Linked DNA regions of Mus musculus: region 2 is linked to region 1. Evidence: chromatin loops called from intact Hi-C (ENCODE). Cell type or tissue: heart. All regions are shown on one strand. Each heading gives the region's core, and the rest is flanking DNA. Links, peaks and the distances in the headings are about the cores only.

The links. Peaks named below come from ENCODE experiments on the same cell type or tissue, not always from the same donor. Only the 100,000 strongest peaks of a DNase experiment are listed, where the experiment ranks them.
Region 2: a loop joins it to region 1, with 2.0 times the contacts of the local background. A loop is called at or near these places in 2 of 42 quality-filtered maps.

The regions. Positions count from the first base shown.
Region 1 is chr14:25,231,108-25,242,201 of GRCm38, reverse strand. No RefSeq gene overlaps it. Among named protein-coding and RNA genes, the nearest start is that of Gm32379, 25 kb to the right of the region's middle. In heart, for the core only: no CTCF peak of the experiment used is centred there; a DNase peak (open chromatin) is centred at 5,641; H3K27ac peaks cover 216 bases.
Region 2 is chr14:25,349,477-25,360,570 of GRCm38, reverse strand. The region is part of intron 1 of Zmiz1os1 (a long non-coding RNA gene); the gene reads left to right. Among named protein-coding and RNA genes, the nearest start is that of Gm41113, 24 kb to the left of the region's middle. In heart, for the core only: no CTCF peak of the experiment used is centred there; a DNase peak (open chromatin) is centred at 6,640; H3K27ac peaks cover 799 bases.

The DNA of each region.
Region 1 (11,094 bases), core at 1,238-9,237:
AGTTAATAAAAACTCACCCTCTGGCCTGGAGACAGTCTGGAGCATCTTCCCTTGAGGCACACAAAGCCTGTGTTTGGGCTCACATTCAGTAGATGTCCTTCAATGTCAGTTCTTTTGGGAAAAAAAAAATCCTTACAGCATCATTGGCCAACTGACTCTAGGATAGAGAGCATCAAAGAAAGACGCTGCTGCACAGCCTCACACTGCTAGCTCCTCACCTGCTCCTCTACTTACGTCGTCTCCCAGTCTCCCTAGCCGACGTGTCGAACTGAGTGATTATGTGTTTTAAGCCAATACCTCTTGTTTGTGTACCTCAGCAGTACCCGAGTCAGAAGAACTTTAGTGCTAGCTCCGAGATCTTGCTGTAGGCCTTGGGTTGCTTCGGCCTCTGACCTCCATTAACCCACCTACGAAGAATGAACCATCAGTATACCTGCCACCATCTTCATACATCTGAGGGGTGTCCAGGAAGACAAGAGATGAGAAGACTGATGGGAAAAGTGGGTTCTGAGATGGGGAGGAGGGAGAGCGCTTTGACGCTTGTGCAGGTTTGGGCTGATTTATAGCAGAGCTGGCTGGGAGTAAGGCCTCAAAAGATGGAAGGAGTTTCAGAGGCCATTCTTTAGCCAACTCAGTGAAGATATCAGCACGGACCCCTGCATGAAGGCTGGGGAGACTAGGAAGCCCCTGGAATTTTTGTTGTTTCCCAGAGGAGCCGAGACACTCCACACACTCCCTGCTGAGATTTTAGAGTCATCTGGGAACCATTGTTATGAGAATATGTTTATTATTATCATCCTTTCACCATTATTATCATTATTAATAATACGAATACGGTGTTTGGAGCATTTATGCACATTAATTTTAAACAAGCATGTGCAGTGCAAGATATGATGCTGCTACCAATAAACAGCCATCATGTGGATCTTTAATTTACATAAAATCATTTATGTTAATTTAATTAGGCCTTTGTTTACAACCGAGGCTCACTCTGCCCTGGATGGTGAGATTGCCTTTAACGGGGGCACACCATGGAGCTGGAAGCTGGTCATTCCATATACACTGTGTGTTCCTCAGACTGACAGGGAAGAGTCCTCCCTCCTTTCTCAGAGGACACGCTTGATGCAGAAAGTCTTTACATATGACTCGCTCCCTTCAGGCAACTGTGCTGGGGCCTGGAGAGATGGCTCAGCTAGTAAAGTGCTTCACAGACAAGCATGAGGACCTGAGTTCGATCCCTAGTACCCACGGAGGAAGAAAACCTTGACTGTGGCTGTGCGATTTTGTAATCTCAATGCTGGGGAGGAGACACAAAGACCCCACGACCATGTTAGCAAGCTGGTTTAACCAAATCAGCAAGCATTGCATTCAGTGGGAAACTCTGTCTTAAAAAACAGGATAGACATCAATTGAAGAACTGAAGAAGACACACACAGTGCACATACATGGACGCACAGGTACACACATGTCTACGCACCTAGGTGCACACACACCACACAAAGAAATTGTGCTGAGGGCTAGCTTCTCAGTAACAAAGCCTTAGCACCCGACTTGCTGTCAGACAGCTATCAAGTAGAAATTCTCTTAAGTTAAGACCCTTACATGAGAAGAGTTAACACATGTTCGACTCATGGGATGTCTGATTTAACCAGAAATGAATGAATGAATGAATGAATGAATGAACGAATGAAGGATTGAAGTTTCAGTCACTTCCTTGATGCCTTGTGGCCTAGGAGATGGTGCTGCTCAGCTCCATTTTGCAGAAGAAGCGGAGCAAGTGGGAAATGGAAACATTACACCACGAGCCCAGAGCTGGTCCTGGTGGCTGTATCGCAGATTTACAGCCTGACCTTGCCTCGACCTTTACCTTAGTCGATGTGTTCCTCACCCTTTTACTCCAGCTTTTCTATTTCCTCATCTGTGAAGCCACAAGAAGAATCCCTGTCCTTCTAATCTGATGGGCAGAAATAAAAAAAAAAATGAGATTGTGGAGGGAATGTGCAGGGTGCCGGAGAGTTATAAGGTGGTGTTGTCAGGCTTGCCTTGGGAAACCTTGAAAAATTGAATGGAAACCATAGACTCATTCATCTCCTTTTAACAGCCCCATGTCATCCGGCCTGGTCTTTTCCATTCCTGCTCTGTCCAATCCTGACAACATAATTTAGTTCCAGGGAACTTGAATAGAATGTAGTAGAGTGATATTTCCACAGCTCAGCCCGAGATTAATATGGTCAGGGCAGTGGCCAGTGAGGAAGAGGAGCTGGCAGGTCTGGACTCTGCTGACTCCTCCTCCAGGGCTTGCCAGGGGCACTGCCTTCCCCACTTTCTACAGGTTCTGCTCAACTCCCTTTCAGCTCTGACAGGACAGCTCCAAATCCCTGACCTGGCACATCTGTTTTCCCCAGTGTCCAGCCATGCATCCAACACACATTGTGTCATCTTTGCCTGGGTAACAGGGCTGGAGTGGTACAAACATCACGTGCCCTGGAAGAGGTCAATCACTGGAAAACGAAACCCGGCAGTCATTCAAGTCACTGCCTAAAGGGTGGGGTAACCAACTGGAGGTGGTCCAGGGACAATGGAAGGTTTCACACTGCTTGGGGGAAGGTAAGAAGGCCCTATGAAAGAGCAGTGTCAAACAGACCACCTGAGGCTCAGGAGAGGTCCCCAGGGGATGTACACCAATACTGTGAGGGCAGGGCTCAGATGGGACAGTCCCAGCATTTGGGGAATGGCACATGGTCTTGTCTTAGTGACTCTGTGTGCTGAGATGGGTGGGGCTTGGAGCAGAGTCTGGAAAGGTGGGATAACAGAGGAGACCCATCTGGGGTGCAGTTGTGACCTGCTCTGCTCCTCTCACTAGCTTGGCAGTGTGTCTTCCTCGGGTGATAAAAAAAAGTGGACAATGAGGAATGGCTGAATAAGGAATAAGGAGGTAAATATGGGGGACATCCCCTCCATACCCCAGCCCAGGAAAAAGAAGGAAACCTTCAAATCACAGTGGGCTGAGAGGCAGTCTAGGGAGGGGTACCACCTGTCTCTGTTATCTGTGCAAACAGGGTCTGGAATGTGTACTCTGCCAGTCATCTAGGGACAGTTTTTACTTTTCTCTCTTGTGGACTTCAAACAAACAAACAAACAAACAAGCAAACAAACAGACCATATCCTCACCTAGAGACGCCTAGAAACTGCCAGACATATTCAGCACCCCACCCCATTTTCCAGGTCATGGAGGATGTGTGGCTACTGGTGGTGACAGCATTTCCAGCCCCAGCTAACAGCACCTGCATCGATGCCTCCTTTCCACGGTATCAAGATTTATTGTTCCTCAAAATCAAATATTGACCTTGGCTTTTTGTCCATCAATATGCGACCTTTCAAGTCGATAGAGCTGGATTTGCTAGTCAGTGAGTACTTATTATTTCCCCTGCCCTGAATGGGATGTCTCCAACCCAGGTCACAGGCTGGACCACAGAGATGGTCTGGGTATAACCTCTACATTTGGCAGCTGCACTTGGAGTTGTTCTGACAGTCTGAGTGGCTTTCAGGGGTTAGCTTTTCTCAGTGGCTTCAGAAGCCATACAGAGAAGGTCTGGCCTCCAGTGGGATCCATGCTTTTTCTTCATGGAGGAACATTTCAGCCTGTGGGTATCTAGCTCCAAATAACCTGGGATGCCCAGGACACAGAGAAGTATGACATCCTTTTTCTTACCCACCTCCGCATATTCTGTACATATTGCTACAGTCCAAACATCTGACAAAACAATGTAAGAAAGGAGGGGTAGCTTCAGAGATGTCAGCGCATCATGCTGGGGAGGGTGGACAGAGCAGACCCCACTAGGAGATCCATGAAGCACAGGGCTCTCAGAAAAAAGACAAGTCAAAATCTGTATCCAATATCAGCCCCCGACATACAAACGGCCTACTTCTTTCTGTGGAAATACTGTCCTGTTAGCTCCTGCCGTTAACTTTACACAAACATAAAGCCACCTGAGAGGAGAGAGAGAGCCTCCACTGGAGATTTGACCAGATTCTCTCGTGGCCAGGTCCGTGAGCTATTTTCTTAATTGTTACTTGATATAGGAGAGCCCAGCCCACTTTGGGCAGTACTGTCCCTACTCAGGTGGGCTGGGCTATCTAAGAAAAGAAACTGAGCAAGCCAGAGGGAAGAAGCCAGTAAGTAGCATTCCTCTGGAATTCCAAATTCCTACCTTGAAAGTTCCTGTTTTGACTCCCCTTGATGATAACCTGTAACCCTTTCCTCCCCAAATTGCTTCTGGTCATGGTGTTTGTAACAGCAACAGAAACTAAACTAGAACACCTGTTCCCCAACTTTTACCACCTCCCAGTAATGCCATCATAACACAAATCTGTCAAGGAATGAACCCACTTATTAGGTCAGAGCCCCCATCATCTCTGGAAATGCCTCTCTAGACACTCCTAGAGGTGAGCTTCACTAATCCCCTTGCTTCTCAGCCAATCAAGATTGCCACCTCCTCAGGCCAGGAAGATAATAGACTGAAGCACTGTTGGCCAATGACTGAGCTTCTGGGCGGAGCTAGAGTGAGGAGCAAGAACCCAGCCTTCCTTAGTGTGAATGGCTGCCTTCTGGTCCTAGCTCTGTCACTTTGGGGAGGTTCTTGCTGGACATTCCCTCTGTGCCTTAGTTTCTTTATTTGTGCCATAGGTTGTTATAGCAGCATTTATGAAATAATCCACATAAGGTACATGATCAACACCAGGCACTGGCTCAATGTTCCAGGCAAGGCAGCCACGTGAGCCATGACAGTGCTCATGACACCTCCTCATGAAGGATGTGTGCTTCAAGACAATGACATGCAAGAGGAATGGTAATGAGCTATCTTATCTGTCAACCCACTGGGCCTAAGAGAGGCTCAGTAAAATGCCACTCTGGTGTCTGTATGGAAGTTTCTGAAAGTGGTCCCCAGCCGAATCGGGAGAATAAACGAAGGGTCCTCCCTTTTATCACCGGAGGGGCTGGCATTCATCTGAGATTCAGCCGGGACACCAACACAAAGGGAAAGCAGACCCCTCCTGTCTTGAGCCAGAGTATCCATTCATCTGCCCTTGGATAATGTGGCAGGTGGGGAGGAGCGGGTCTGGCTTTTCAGGCTTTCAGTCTTGAGCCTGTTTGCCATCTACCTCTGCTTCCATGTCTCTGCATCTCCCTAACAGTAGGTATCAGATGGAATATTCTCAGCCTCCATAACTGCATGAGTCAATTCCCATAATAACCCTGCTGTTGCATGTCTACGTCTTTCCTGGAGGCTGTTGCTCTGCAGAGCCCTGACTAATACAGATGGTACAGATCCGTTGCACCGCCCTCCCATCTCTTATGTGCCTCAGCCACTGGGAAGGTGACATGTTGCTGATGGTGAGGTCTGTACGGTGGTGGATTGGCTGGGCCGCTGCACAGAGTGTCCTCACCCTGGAGAGGGGCAGGGTCTGCAGTGGCTGTTGTGAGCAGGAAACAAATTCGTGTCAAGCTACTAAGGTTTGCAAGCTGTGATGACTGCAGCCCAGATCTGGCTCGCCTCACTAATGTGGTGCTCAATAAACATTAGCCCTGGCTGTTTGTAGCTGCTGCTGCTGCTGCTGCTGGTGCTGCTGCAGACCGGCAGAAAGCTCTGGTGATTTCGTCCTTTTCGGAGAAGCTCCTTGGCTGTGGCCCTGGCCATCACGGGCTCAACTCCAACTGAACTTGACATGGCTTCTATCCTACGGCTCCAGTGGAGCTTGGCGGTGGATGCTATTTTGGCCTGCCTGCCTTGACTGATGATAGGGCTTCAACCTTCTTCCTTGAGGGACTCCCTCAGGGGTGTGCATGTGTGTGTGTGTGTGTGTGTGTGTGTGTGTGTGTGTGTGTGTGTGTGTGTGTGTGTGTGGTGTTCGTGTATGAGGGGATATATGTGGAGTCAAGAGAACAACTTTGAGTACCATTCCTTACTGAATGGCCCACTGCGGTTTTTTGTTCTGTTTTATTTTTGTTTGCCTACTTGCTTGTTTTTGAGACAGGATCTCTCACTGGCTTGCTGGCCAGTGAGTCCACAAGGGTCCACTTGTTTCTGCCTCCTAAGCATTGTGGTAACAAGCATCCATCACCTCACTCAGCCTTGAACAGTCTTTTAACTGCACAAAACAATTGTTCTCTCCATGTGCAAGTTAACTACCTGGTGCAGGAGGGAAAGTGAAGTGGCCTCAAGTGTCAAGGATGCTGCTGCATTCAGCACCCTCATGGCTTCCGTTTAGAACCCTGTGGTCATGGTCACTATGAAGGGTAATTCAGGACTCTTCCTTCCCTGTCTTGGAGCTTCCCTGATAAAGCCTTGTGTAAATCCTCTGTGGTTGGTTCACTGTGAGGCTTATACCCCCTCAGTGTTGATAGACGAGTAAACAAAGCTTTAGAACTCGTGGCCATTCTTGCATGTTGTGAGCATCAGGATATAGGGTATTCCCGACATGTGTCTGCTATAGAAACCTGTGCTTGCTTAGGGGTGATTGCTGGAGGCCGCAGCCAACATGCAACCCAGGGGAGAAGCCTGAAGAAGCCATGCTTCTGAGGAATGTCACGAGTGGGTCACTGCCCTGGCCCAGGCTCTTTCTCAAGACAGCAATAGCCTGAAATCTTCCTAGAGCTGTAAAAACAAGGTTGCCTTTTGTGGGCAAGTCTGTGTGATGGTAGTTCAGGCAACTTTCCTAGGTTACGTTGCAGTATGTTTCTGTCCTCTCTATGTGGATGGGACCTTGGAGTGCACTAAGGACACGGTGACACAGGCAGCCACACTTGAGTTCCTGGTGTACTCCCACATGGCCTCCTGGGGCCTGCTGTGATGACCCCTGAGGATGCTCCGTGGCTCTTAGCCAGGACCTATGATGGCATTTCCACTTTTCTACCCTCTACAAAGCCACAAACTCATGTATATGCTGGGTGAAGCAGCTGTTTCATTAAATCCTGTTTATTGACTACTGGAAAAGGCTGGTGAATGGAGAAAAAGCACTGTTCACAACGGAAGACATAATCTCCTGCTTCTCTCTGCTTTCCAAGTCCTGCATGTTTCTGTGGCACAAGAAAATGAGCACCTCCTCCTGGAAGTCCACTATGACTCCTCTGTTCCCCAAATAGGACCAGCTATCACTGCAAGGAAATGGACGTCTGAGAACCATATTCTGTCTGTCCAACACCCGCCTTTACTCAGAAGAGCAAAGGGATGAACCATTTTGTTGTCTCTTGTGCTGAGCAATCTCAGTAGACATTGGAATGGTGCAAATCTCAGTAGACATTGGAATGCCTAAACAATGTCAGGTTTTGTGTTTCTTCTTTGGCTAAGTCAGCCGTGGTTCTAAGAGAGTCCTAAGCAGGATCCTAGACTTACCTGAGCCAGATTCCCAGGCTGCATTGTTACATAAAGGAGATGGAATGTTCCAGAAGCAAAATTACTCATGAGTGAAAATTAAAGTTCAGGAAGGGTTAGTAACTCATCCTTACCCAGCCTTAAACGAGGCCTCTCTTCAGCCCATTTCCTCATATATTTCCAGCAGATTCAGATCTTACAGGCTCTATACTCACAGCTCTTGTCTTGGGGGGTCTTGGCAGAGCTGCCCTGGGTTGCTTAGAACCTCAGACCAGCACATTTTATTTATTTTATTTTTACAGAGAGGAGACTATTTGTGTAAACCGTCTGAACCACTCAAAATCACATGAGTACCATCTCACTGGCTCAGTGCCCTGCAGTCCTGTGATAAGAACACTTCCCTGGCTGGTGGGGATGCTCCCTCTACCAGGCTGCCTGGCTAACACTGCCCACCCCACTTTGAGGCACCAGGTGATGCTAGATGATTGGAGCTTGCTGCCACACTGGTCCAAACCTGGGGTCATCAGGTAGGGCCAGGATGGACAGTCTCTGAACAAGAGGAACACATAAGAACAGGAGACTACACAGAGAGATTCAAGCATGACATTGGGTATGGACCACCCAGTTGGCCAGTCCTGGACAGAAGGAAGTCCCTTCATGGAGCTGAGGTGTGGGTTCCATAATAGGACTCTCTCTTGTCTAGATCTTAAGGCACTGTTTTGCAGAGGCCCAGCAGTTTGCCTCTGCACTGGCACCTGGGGGACACTTATGCAGGGGTTCCACAGGTCCTACTTTGAGAAAGGTTGCTTCTTTGGTCATCCGGGTGGGAAGACCTCTCTGAGATGGGGTTCACATGGGACTGTCCAGCTCAGTGACTGTCACTGCTCTAGGTCTCCAAATAGGAGGAAGGTGGCAGGGGACAATGACAGTGTGGCCTCCCACGAGCCTTTGATCTGGCAGCTCCTGAAGCTCCTTCAGCAGCCTCTTGCTTACTAGGCCACTATCAGCTCCCTGATGCGGAGAGACCCTGGTAATGAGGTTCTATTAACGGAGCTGGATCCCGGTTCTCAGAACTCAATGTTCAGAATAAACAATGGGGCAGAATCCTATTAAAAAAGGCTTCCAACATGGACAAATTAAGCCCTTGGGAATGTCGTACAAAGAATACATTTTCCCAGTGTCGAATCAAGATCAATAGAGAAAAACAAATAATTTCAAGTGAGAGTTGTCATAATGACACTCAGGTTCGGGCAGGGGCGGTACACAGTATTTTGGCCTGAGGACATCCCAGCTTGTATAATGAGGGTGCAGGGGTGGGGCTGGTCCTGGACGGCAGGAGTGCATCGACTCCCAGGTGGCTCAGCCCGGCTGACACCGAGTCTCATTTGTCTCTGTCAAGGCTCCCCTGGATGTGGAGCTGTTACCCTCTCGAGTGCTACCCAGCTTGCTGAGGCTGGCCCAGCTCTGGAGTAGCAAAAGAAGCCAGAGTTTTGTTCAAAGGGGAGAGATCTGCACACACCCTGAAGAATGCTTCGTGTAACTCTCCCACAAGAGGGGAGGGTCCTTAGTCATCTCAAATGCCTCCTCTTCACCTTTCCCCATTTGCCGCTCACTTTGGACTGTCTGCCATGCCTGTAGCACCCAGTGTTCTCTCTGGCATCAGTAAAATTCTTGACTGTTGCCCCACGCTGGTCTGGAGGGAGTGAGCAGAGGTTTTGAAACTTCTACTGAATTCTTTCCTCCTCTTCCTGATTCTTGGTGACCTGAAACCCACCCCCATCTGTTCCCCCCAGAGTGCCAGGCAGGGCTCTCAGCTGGCATACACCCTCTCTTGCTCCCCCAGTGGATGTCCCAATGAATTGGGCTGTCCTGTTGAGTCACTGGATCAGAGAGCTTCCCTCTCCTGCCTGGGGTCCCTTGATTGATCTCAGCCCCCACTGTGGACTCTGAACCATACCCCATTGAGCAAGTCATTTTCATCAGAGCTCTGGGGGACTAGGGTGGACAAGACTCAGGTCTCAGGAGGCAGGGATGCTATTGCCTACCTGCTCCCCACTAGGAGACTAGGAGACAGGGGGAGAGAGAGAGAGAGAGAGAGAGAGAGAGAGAGAGAGAGAGAGAGAGAGAGAGAGAGTTGATGCTGGTACACAGTAGCCATGGTCTCTGATTTCAACCTGCTGTGCTGTTGTGCACTGGTGATGACTCTGAGTTTTCCCTCCATGCAGAGCTTGTGCTACATGCACTAGAGATGTGTGTGTGTGTGTGTGTGTGTGTGTGTGTGTGTGTGTGTGTGTGAGAGAGAGAGAGAGAGAGAGAGAGAAAGGGAGAGAGAGAGAGAGAGCGGGCCCACTTGCATGCTTCTTTAGGCTGAGCCACAGTACCCAGTAGGTGTTGTATCTTTTTCCACTTCCCACCTGACAAACAAATGACTGGGCAGGGACCTGGGGTCAGGTGGACTCCGGTCTTCTGCCTCCCAGAAAGATCTCCTCTGCTCTATTGGGGGTGGAGAAGAGATCTTTCTGGGAGGGTATAGGGTGGGTTATGGTAAGCAAATCTGAAGAAGGACTGGAGGTCTCATGGAGGGTCTGGGCCCGGCCATGTGGGAAGGTGGAAGCAGGAGAGTTTCCAAGCTGCTGCAGCCCTGGTTGGCCTGAGGCACACACTGCTGGGCTGGCTTGGCCTGAGGCCACACTGCAGCCCTGGTTGGCCTGAGGCTCACACTGCAGCCTGGTTGGCCTGAGGCACACACTGCAGCCTGGTTGGCCTGAGGCACACACTGCACCCTGGTTGGCCTGAGGCTCACACTGCTGGGCTGGCTTGGCCTGAGGCACACACTGCTGGGCTGGCTTGGCCTGAGGCTCACACTGCTGGGCTGGCTTGCAATGCTTTGCCTCTTCTAAAACCTCACAGTGAGTTGAGTTCCCACTGTGAAATGATGAGAGGATGGAAGCAAGGTTCCTATAGTGGGTGGAGCGAAGCTTGGGGGGGCCATGGGAATCCAACATAATCAGAAGGGTGGAGCCCTGTGCGAGATTAAATGTGGGTGGTCTCTAAAGAGCAAAGAGAGGCTAGAAGACACATTTCCCATCTCTCTTCTCTTTCTCATGGGCCTCACCATATGGCATCCTACACATCTCTAAGATTTTGCCAGAGAGAAGGCCAATTATCAGACTTGAGCTTTTGACCTTGGACAAGAACTATAAGTTCAAAGAAACCTCTCTTATTTTTAACTTTACAATGTCTCTGGTCTTGTTTGTGACTTTCATCATTTCTGGCCTTGTGTCACGAACATTTGAAGTTGGTTCAGGTAAGGGCTGCTCCCCTGAGACTCCTCCTTCCTTCACTGGGGATTACTATAAAGAAGTTGCTTGTTCAGCAAAACCTCTAAGAAGATCCACAGCAACTTTTGCTCCTCCTAATGTGCCAGGTACACTGGACAGTGGATGCCTTTACTTGTACCCTCATAGCTTTTGTTGACACACTATGCCACTTTTATAGTTACCCATGAGCAATGTGGCCAGCTGGGCAGAGGTGTCCCCAGCATCCAGAGCTTTGAAACATAGTGAAACCTGGTGCTGGGGGATCTGGGATCTAAGTCCCTAGCAGATAACCACTTCCATACAGTATTGTTATTCATTACTATTATGCATGCACATGCCGGTGGTAGCGTTGGTGGGGACCTAGCTCAGCCATTTTAATGGCAGCTAACTTCATTTCTCTG
Region 2 (11,094 bases), core at 2,171-10,170, 120 kb before region 1:
ACATTATTTCCAGCCCATAGCTGGGCTGGCTAGCTTTTGGGAGAGCCCCTGATCCTGGAAAGCAGGCGAGTGGCCGAGAAACTTTGTGCTGGGTGGTCATGGGGGCCTTGATTGCCCTAAAGACCTTGCAGGAACTTTGTTCAAGCTCCAGGCTCACCAGCCTGTCTTCAATGCTGCCCAGAAGCAGATTTCCAAGGAGTAATGAGCCTTTCTTTCCTGAGGGCACTGCTCTGGGGTCAGAAGGGATGTGGCTTTAGCCATGTGGGTAGTGCAGGGTTTGGAGAGATTTGGAACATAGGCTGCAGCTGTTAACTTGGCAGAGTCTTGCTGCAGATGTGAGGATGCTGGGTGGGGACTGAGGGGAGCCGAAGGTGTGGTGGGACCCAGCATGAAGCCGGTGTCAGAAGGAACCTGAGTGCTCTGGGAGAGGGGCTGCAATCCCTGATCACATCATTGTTGGCTGGAGGTCAAGCTGCCTGCAGCTGTCTCCAGTGGTTGGTCAAGTTTCTTCCTGCCCCTGCCCTCCTGGATCCTGACTCCCCAGGCCTCTCCTACTCAAGCCAGTGTGGTTTTGGTTTTGGAGTTGAAGCAACACTGGCCTCAGGCCCAGGCTCCGATTATCCTGAGCAGTGGAATTTGGGAGTTGGGAGAGGCCATGCTTGGAACAGTTTCTTAGCTAATGGAAAGATGGAACTGTGGACTCCTCCCTGCTTGGCTCCTCTCTAGGGATGGGGCAGGGCCTCCTCTTCCTCGAGTGCAGCCATGGATTCCAGGATATAAGCTCAGAGTTCCAGACTGGGGTCCTTTCCCCTCTTCCTGCTGAGACAGACTTGGTTCTTTGCCCAGAGGGGGGCCTATGAGATCTTTATTGACCTGCAACAAAAGGTTGCAAGGACCACAAATCGGAGAGGCTTTTGGAGTCTCCCAGGGCTGAGTAGTTTTGTGCTTATTGACATGAGTAATTTGCTCATTTCCTTTTCTTCCATCCCTCTGCGAATTTATTCATCTTGCAGCCAAGTTATCCAACCAACCAACCAACCATCATCCATCCATCCATCCATCCATCCATCCATCCATCCATCCATCCATGTACTCATCCATCCATCCATCCATCCATCCATCCATCCATCCATCCAACCAACCATCCATCTGTCCATCTGTTTATCTCTCATCCACACACCCATCCATCCATCTCATTGTCCAGTCACTCCCTACTCTATCCAAGCATCCATCCAAGTGTTCATCCATCTTTGTATCTATCCATCTGTTCATCCATCCATCATCATTCCAAGGAGTACTTACTCTGAGCCAGAACCTCATGCCAGTTGCTAGGATACAGACACAAACAGTTCACCAGGCCTGCCCTGAAAATATTCCAGGTCTGGTGACCTGATATTTGAATAAACACCCATGTTTCCTCAGCCATATCACGTTGTAGTGAATGTGAAAGTTGTTTCATGAATCCAAAGGATTAACTGACTCCAACCTAAGTGGCCCCTCCTCCAAGTCACTGTCTCTGATTTCACTCTGTGGAGTGTGGATATGACAGGGAGGAGATGGTGAAGGCCACTTCTGGCAGATGGACCCAGGCTTGCCAGGGCAGATCTTTACAAACACAGAGATAGCATGGTTGGGGGAGCAGGTTGAAGTACTGCAGTTATAAGGCTGAGATGAAACACGGTTAGAAAGCTAGCTCAAGACACTTTGGGAGTCTGTGGAGGGCCTCGGATGCTAAGCCAAGGCTCTTATTTTTTATCACATGGTTCTCACGGCCTGGAGGAGCAGGGCAAGCGTGGAGAAAACAGTGTCAGATGTGGACGTTCAGAAGATCATGGAGCAAGCCCACCTGGCCTGGAATCCAACTCTGCTGCCTTCTACTTTGGTGGCCTTGGGCAAATGAATGAGCTCTCTGTCCATTTCCTCTTCTCCACACACAAAAAGATGATGCTTTCTGCATTGTTGAGTTTCTGTGAACTTCAAGAACCCAACTGAGAAGTAACTGGTGGTGCTCGTGACACATTGTAGACAACCGATACTCACTTGGGAGCTGCTGGGGCCCACCTAGAATGGGAAGCTCACTCCAGCTTATGGTGTTAGGGGCAGGGGAAGGGGAAAGGGGAAAGAGGAGGAGAAGGAGGAAGGGAAAGAAAGAGGGGGAAAGGGCACCATTTCCACAGGTTTTGCTTTGCTTCTCCATTAAGCTTCCTCAGATAACTGTGGATGGTGGGGTGACAGACAGACAGGTTCAGCAGGCTGTCTTAAGTTGCAGATTCAATGGTGATATCAGACTCAGACAGCTAGGGATGTCCTGGTTTGGGAAAGGACTTGGGGACCGCACTGTGACCCCAGATGCCCTGGCATCAGGCCACTCGAAACTCTTTCCGCCCATGAATGGCTTTCTCCTCCCCGCCCCGTCTTGCCCTGCACAGCTGATCCAAGGAGATGGCTCTCTGACTCCAGGATTGTATCTGCTAATTCCAGGGAGCAGCCTGCTGGGGCGAGACCTGACACGTTTTGACGCTCAGCAGCACAACTTACCCAACTCTCTGGCTTTGTGCCGTCCCTACCAGCTTCAGGGCTGGGACTGTGGTCCACTCCCCTGCCTGGCACCCCTTGCTGACCTTGGATGCTGACAGGCCACAGAAGAATTCACAAAGAGATTTGTGCAAAGAGAAAACACATATCCCCGATGGCTCAAATCACCCACCCTTAGTGGGTGGTGAGGAAGGTGAAGCCAGAACTCCTCCATTGGTGATAGTCTCTCACATGTCCCTGAGCCTCTGTGGGCTCATCTGGAAAGTGGGGGTGATGGTGCAAACTTCACAGATATTGGGTGGAGATCTAGAGAAGACTGAGAAAGAAGGGATTTTGCAGACTGTAAGTCACAGGAGGGTCTGTGATGTTGGTCAAGAGGCTTCTCCTTGTGCTTCATGGACTGCCTCCCTTGAATCTATGGCTGCCTCCTCCCTTCTTGGCTCTGACCATAGGACCTAGCAGCCTCTGTCGTTATGCAGATTCTCCATGGACTCTGAGTACTATCATCTGGGGGAAGAAGTAGGTAAAACTTCCAACTGAAGAAACGGGCAGCAGCTGGCCTCGCACAGATAGATGGGGCACCCAGCAATGGAGCCTTCAGGAAGGACAGAGCACCTCCAACTCATGGACTACAGATTACAGTCTTTCCAAGGGTATTTGATGACAGAGGAAAAAAATGATCAACTTCTCAAAATGACTGCAAATCAAAGTTAATTGATGTTTAATTGAATATGTGCATAATGTAATATCATGTCAACTTGTTAAATGGAGCTCACCCCAGCTCCTCTGAAGTTATATGTAAATGATATTTGAAACAGGATATGGATGCATTTTGATGTGTTTATTGTGACGTGGTATGGTACGCTAGACTGGGAGGGAAGGAGGCTGTGGAGATTTCTAAGTAGATCTGTAGGAATAAAATGGAGGTGGGGGACGCAGCTCACAGTAACTAAGCCATTCTGCTTACCCTCCCAATGTCCTTGGGGAATCTGAGCACTTTCAGTACCCACAGATGAGCTAACCTCTAGAGAAAGCATTGAGTTAATATTCTGGAATCTTCTAGGACAATCTGGTAAATCTTTGCAGTAGTTTAGTATGTTCTCTAGGATTGGGATTTAGGTCAGATGAGCCTTGTAAGTGTAGCCCAGAGAAGAGGAAACAACTCCTCTTCCCTCCCCATCTTATTTCTTCTTTACCTTTTTCTCCCTATCTTCCTTCACTGGTGCTAGGTGTCCGGTGAAGAAGGACCTTTTGGCTGCATCACAACATGATAGAGGGCAATGTGGTCAGACAGAGCAAGCTCTGTAGCATGGATCTCCCCTCTTTCTATTACAAAGCTGCTGCATGTCCTGGAGTCCCTGCCTTTGCTTTCATCTCGTTTTAATTATCTCTCAAAGACCTTTCCTCCAAATATCATGAACACGTGAATTTAGGAATTGTGTTTCTAAGGCATGAACTTTGGGGGGACACAATCAAACTCATTGCGCCAGAGAAGTCACTGACACTTGGAGGAATAGTTGTTATAGGGCATCGTCTACAATGCTGAGTTTTAAAGAAGAGGAGGCTGAGGTTTGTTCCTGAGGTGCAGTGTAGGTGTTCCTAGTGCTGTAAATGGGGAGCCAGGGAATTGCAGTTCTCACAGAGAACTATGGGAATTGTGCTCCCTCTCCCTAAACTCTGATCTAAGGTCAAAGGCTCTAGAAATTTCATGGAGCCCAGTGCATACCTCTGGAGACCTTTGACATGAGAGGATAATGTTATAGGTCTGTGTCAAGCCCGGAGTCACAGCTTGGAGACAACTTTGGAGGTTCCTGAATGTGTCTGTTGTTCTTAGGGACATCTGAGACCCCAAAGTCTATCCCTCCCAATCCTGACCTTGTAGAAAGCTGGAAGTTACTGCCATTGGCCATATTTCTCCCAACAGGATAGGGACTGGGAACATACAAGCAGGCCCCATTTCTGAGGCAGGTCCATGATGTAGCTTTAGAACCCAACTCAGTCCTTTATGGGAGTTGAAGAGGCTGCTGCCATGGAGGAGGGCAGCTCTGGGCAGAAAACTGTCTGTACTCTGGGTACTGGGGGCAGTTCCTAGTGTGCCAGGGAAGGCCAAGCGACCATGAGCTCTCCCCTTTTTACATTGTTGCTCTTGCAGCTATGTATGTATGTATGTATGTATGTATGTATGTATGTATTATGTATCTACAAATAAATAGATCTCTTATTATGTCTAGCTTTAAAATGACATTTTTAGTATGGATTGTGTGTCAAATGAAACAGTATAAATAAGGCATTATTCCTGTCTTTAGATAGACAGGGTCTTAGGACATACTCTTGTGGGTAAGGAGAGACTAATGCCGTGTTTTCCTGGTTACATATAAGAACACATGAGCATGTGCACCACGGAGATAACAGATCCAGTGGGATTAAATGAAGGAATGGCATGCAGTGGGCTAGCAGGGTCCTCCACCCCACATTAGCCCGTGGTGTATTGCGAATCCTAAAATTTCTATTACTATTGCTCTTGTCTTTGTTGTACACTTTCAAAAATTATTTTATATTTTAGTTACTTATGGTGCCACCTAGGTAAGGACTTCATGATATTTGTAAAGTTCTCAGCTAGCAGAAGTCCAGGGGTCTCCTGATCTACCCTGGACCCTAGATCCTTTTTGCCTTGAGATAGCCTGGTCTTCACTGTCCACAGGTTCTGCCATGCCTGCCTGTCTGTGCTGCCAGCTGACAAGAACAAACTCGTCCACAGTTCTCTAGCCGGGGAGAGTCTTGGCATCTTGCAACGTTGGTAGCCCCAGAGGCTTCCAGTTGTACTGTACTCTGCACCTTTCTGCTAATGCTGTAGTCCAAATACCCCTTCCCCCCAACTCCCCAGATGTGCAGAGCTTCACTGATGAGCTCTGGCCTTGCAAAATGCCAGCTGTCTATGCCCTCCATTCTCCCCTGCTGCTGGGCAGGCAGCTTGGTACCCCCTTAGCTTAGAGAGCAGAGGCTGTCTAGAGCTGGACTTATCTGGAGAGTGCTCTCTGTCATCTTGGGTCAGGTTCACTAGAAATAGAAGCTAAAACACATATTCCTGCACAAGCGGGCTATGGAGGGAGGGTGTTCTTCAAGGTATCCAGCAAGGTAGCCAGAAAGCAGGCTAAAGGAGCCAGAGATGCTAAGCAGAGACAGAAAGCACAGCCTTTGCCCCTCCACAAGGGCTGCTTGGAAGTATGAACTGTATCAGAGATTTCTGGTAGTTTAGAGTTACCCTGGCATGGACATCATGGATGAGGTAGAGATCGACCTTGGAGACATGGCACATTCCCAGCCATGTCCAGATCAGACAGCTCCTCTCAGCAGGGTTAGAGGCAGCACATGGTATGCAGCCCGCCCTGTCCCTAGCAGCTGGGGAATGTTTCATAGACGGGCGAGGGAACCCAAGGGTGCCAATCCTATCAGTCACACCCTCCGTAGCCACTGCCATTGTTTCTTTCCAAGAGCAATCTTGTCTTTTCCTGGATTCATCTCCACTTGGCTCATTAAACCAGGATTACACAGGACTCCTGTGTGCCAGGTCCTGGAGGGTCCAGGCAAACTGAATTGTTTCCAAATAACAAGACTGGCCCCATAGGGCCGGCTGTTGCTTTGGGTTAGGGTCTCCAGTCACCCACATCTCAGCTCTAGACATGGTTTCTTCTTTCCAAAGTTCAACAGTACTGTGAACTGAGTGTCTGTTCCCCAAAACGGAGGCTGGACAGCACAGCTTGCGAGTAAGTCTTTTCCTTTGCAAGAGGAATGAGCTGGGGTAAGGTAGAGGAAGAGTCTAGCAGGCACATGAGATTCCTCCCTTTGTAAACTTTCTGAGCTAAGCAGAGGGGTTAGTGTGGAGAGGCTGTTCTTCTTTCTCCCCGCTCCCTTCCTCCTGGCCTGGCTCAGCTGCAGCCCTGGCCTTGCAGCTACTGCTGAGGAAAACAGAAAACCACAGTTATGAGGCCCCAAACAGGCCTGCATCATGTTTACCAAGTGACAGAACCCTGGGCCGCTCTCCAAAGAGGCTGGAGCTCCTGTGGCAACTTAGACGGCCCATCCACGTCCAAGGTTGTGCTTCCCCGGGCCACGAGGGCTGGGGAGGCTGCTGGCGGTCATTGCAGCCAAGTGTCTCATTTCATCAAGAGGCCCACAGATGTGATTGAATTGGCCGTAGTCACCCAGAGCACTGAGGCCTTGTTTAGGACACATGGGAGGGAGGGGAGGAGGCTGAGATTGAGGCCCATGGGTAAGGGGAAGAAAGAAGGGGTTCGGGTAAGGCTCAGGTTCACTTTCACAGGTGACTAGTCTCAGGTCTTGCCTCTCTTCCCGCTCTCGTGTGTGGTCAGTTACTGGTTTTGAAGCTGAGGTCATTGACCAAGGGTCAAGGAAGAAGGTAAGGCTGAGGCTGTACTGGCTTCAGCTTCTGAGAAGGGTCTGGGAAGCTCCACTTTCTCAGACTCAAGCTATCAATTTCTGGTGTCCCCCCCCTTTTTTTTAATCTCTAGGTTTGGGTCAAGGGAGGACCTACAAAACAATCCTCCTTTCTTTCCTTTATGGTGTCTCACCATGCTGAGGCTTCCTTTCAAAGCACCCCTTCATCCCCACCCTGCCCTCGGCTCACAGGTGGCACCGTAAGCTTCCTAAACCAAATATCCTCAAGAACATTGTACCAAGACACTTCGGCTAATCTTGTTTCACTCCATTCAAAATGGCTTTGGGGTCAACCGGGAGTGGGCAAACCTTTGTCCTATCCCATTTAGTTCCCGTTTTCCACATGACATTGCAATCTTTTCCTGTGCCCTCCTCTGACCCTGTTATCTCTTTAGCCCCCATTCCTGGGTAATTATCTGATGTATTTTTATGTGTATAAGTGTGTATGCACGTGCATGGATATCAGAGGAAGTGAGTTTTCTCTTTCCACCATGTTAAGCTTTGGGCTCTGACCATGCCTCATCCTTTGTCTTCTATCCAAAATGGGGTTCCCTCTGCTTCCTAGCCTTGCTGCCTCCCCTACCCCCAAATGAATGAGAAATCAGAAGCTTCATTTATTCCTGTGGCTACCTTGGTCTCTGTCACTGGAGCCTGAACGCCATACTTTTAGGTCACACCTGTCCCCTGCTCCACTGCCCAGAACCATCTTATCTCAGAAACCCCTTCCTGCTTATGTCCTGAGCTTCTGGTTAGAAGAACGATTCCCTACATACATTTTTAAGGTTTGGATGAAGTGTGCTTTGCCTCTCCAAGGCTCCTGTTATTGGAGCTTGGCTGCCAGCTGGTTGGTAGGCTTTGGGAAATGCTCTAAACCACTTAATGGATTGATTCTTTGGTGGGTTCAGGGCTCGTCACTGGGAGGAAGTGGAAACTTGTGGAGGTAGACGCTTTGTGGGAGAAGCAGGCCACTGAAGCACATCCTTGGTGGTCGTATCTTGTCCTGTCACCCTCTCCTCTGCCTTTTGGCCATGTTTCTAGGGTTGCATGTCCTCCTCTGTCCCACTATACTGTTCTGCCTCTCTACAGGTCCATAGCAGGGAAGCCAGCCAACCACAGACTGGAAACCTCTGAACTGGTGGTTCACCCTCCTTCTACATTGCTTCTTGTAGGCATCTATCTGTCTCAGCAAGGAAACCAAGACTAGCCTAGCCACTGATCTCCTCTTTTGATTCCAAGCACCAGCTGGTCACCAAGGTCAGAGATCTAAGTTTTGGCAGGGAGATGAATCTGCAGGTATGGTCACCTTGCCACCCAGCCTGAAGACATGAGTTGTTTAATTCTTGGGCTTAACCTGGTGGAAGGAGAGAATCCACTCCCATAAGATGGCCTCTGGTATTCACGCATGCATGATGGCACATAGGGATATACACATAAAAATGCATAAATGTAACAAAAAGTAAAGAGAAAGAAAGCAACAGACAAACAAAGGAATAAATCTGAACGTCCTTCTTGTAGAAGCCTGGACAATTTCCTACTTCTCCAAAGACACTGGCCTCCAAACTCTCAGAACCTGTAAATGCATGCTATGTTGCAGAAGGAAGTTACTGATGGGATAGCATTTAGGATATTGAGATAAGGATGTTCTGGGTGAGTCTGGAAACCACAGGGGTCCTTCCAAGATGGAGGCAGAAAGTCAGAGTGGCCTCTGGGAAGTGTGAAAATAAAAGCCAAAGGTTAGAGAGATCTTGCCTCAAGAACTTGTGATGGCCACCCAAAGCTGGAAGAACAAATGCAATACAGCCTCAATGCTGCTCTGTGGATCTTTGCCCCATTCGTTTGACCTCCAGTCCTATCAAATGCCCCTCAGGTTTACTCCTTCTATACCCAAGCCCGTGTCATTGATACCCTTCCTCCCTAGAGTATTTGTAGTGATATTTCAGCAAATCACCCCACGTCTCCCATTCTTGCACGTCTAAGCCTTGTGTGTTGTGGGAAAATAGTCCCTCCCTGGGTAGTCTTGGCTTGCAGGCTGAAGCCAGAAACTGAAGCCTCTAGGCTACAAGGAACCATGGATGTGCCGAAGGTTCAGATGCTACCCCTTCTCCTGCCTGGATCCCTGTCTCAAGCTTTACCATTCAGCCCTATGATACAAAAGTGCCAGGCATGGTTGCTTACGTTGTTATCTCATTCTGAAACATCCACTGTGCCTTCTACTAAGTCTCTAAGCATTTGAGACTCTTTGGGGCCTCAATTTTCTCCTCTGTATCACTAGGGGTCACCTCCAGATGAGTTTTAAGTTCTATGGAACTCTTAGCCCGAACAGCTGGGCTGAGCATAGGTCACTGACCCCCACCTTCAGTGCTCAACAGATACCTTGCAAGGCCTTTCCACTGTCTTAGAGCTGGATGGCCCCACGTGGGCTGTTTCCCACTGCTGCCCTTTCTGAGGTTGGGTGTATGTATATACGTGTGCTGCATATGTGGGTGTGCACTTGCGTGTTTTAGGAGGAACAACAGAATTTTAAATAGTTTATTAAAGAGCTGCTCAAGGCGCCTTGGATATGAAATTTCTCTAGAAAAAAATAAATAAATAAGAAAGAAAGAAAAAAAAATCCCTCTATTTTGATGATTTAAGTGTTAATGACTCAAAACCATATGGATCACATTTCCCTCCCATCCACACAGTTTTAAAAAGTATCAGAGAGACTGCTCAGGGCAAAATGCATTTATGATTCCATCGATTCAACAGCATTGTGGAAGGCTGCACTCCAGATTTGAGGGGAATGAGGCCCAGTTAGCCAGGATGGGGGCCCCCCTCCTCCCCTCCAGGCCTCTCCCACATGGTCCATGGAAAGCCACACTGGACTTCTGGGGAGACTATTCCATATACAACTTGAAAATTCAGTATCCCAGTGGGATGTGTGTTTGTGCGTGTGCGTGTGTGTGTGTGTGTGTGTGTGTGTGTGTGTGTGTGTGTGTTTCAAAACCTCCAGAACTAATTTTAAAATGACTTAGGTTTTGGCAGACTGAAGAGGTGTTAACTCAAACCCGGGTGGATTTCAAGGGAAATGTAATTAGAAAAACCCTTTCCTAGTTAGCTGAGAGACGGCAGTGAGCAGTAACGGTGCTTGTCGGAGGACTGTTTGGTGAGATGAGAGTGTGCTGCCATCAGGGCCGGTATGCAGACAGGCACATGGGCCCCACCCCAGCCCACACCCAGCACTGGGGCCATAAAACCCAACATGGAGGGGGTACATGCAAGGACCAGGCCGCAGCTAAATCATTTGTGGTTGATTCTTCCAGGAACCAAAGTGGGGTGAAGTGAGGGTCACTGGTGGACAGAGAGTGCAGATCTTGAACCATTTGATTCCTGGGCCTAATTCCTTTTCAGGCCAGTGAGACGACTCTGAGAATTGGCTCAATTTGTGCATTTGTGTCCTGGGAGCAAACTTTGAACTCCCAGAGAAGTAGCAATTCAGACACTTCATGGCAGGCCACAGGTCTGCTTGCTGATGTTATCATCCTGACAGTGGTTTCTTCTGCTAGGAGCCCTTCCCAGAACTCTTCCCTGACTACCTTCAACATCATTCTTCCTGGAACACCAAGCTCTCTTCCCCCTCACCTCCAGGGTCCTAATGGGAGTCTGTGTCCAGAGAATTCTCTGAGACCCTTGAGCATAGAGGACTCACATCCAAGCCCAGAATACTGCACCATGTGCCCTCACCAAGACCTGCATCTGGTCATCAGTTTTGACCTCCTGGGGAAGGAGGAAAGGCATCTGTCAAAACTCTGTATGGACCAGGCCAGGGCTGAGCTTAATCAGGCTTGGGATGTGTCTTGGTGCTCAACAATGGTCAATGCCAAGTGGACTGACCAGACTCCTGTGACAATCTCTAGTACTGCCTCATCCACTCATTCATTCACCAACCACCCGACCACTGGTCTGCTCATCCATCTCCAACCTGTCCATGTCTCTCCATCCATCCACCCACCCATTCATCTATGTTGTCCATCAAGTCATATCTTTCCATCACCATCCATCCACCTATCCATCCACCCACCTACCCATCTATGCTGTCCATCCATTCATATCTTTCCATCACCA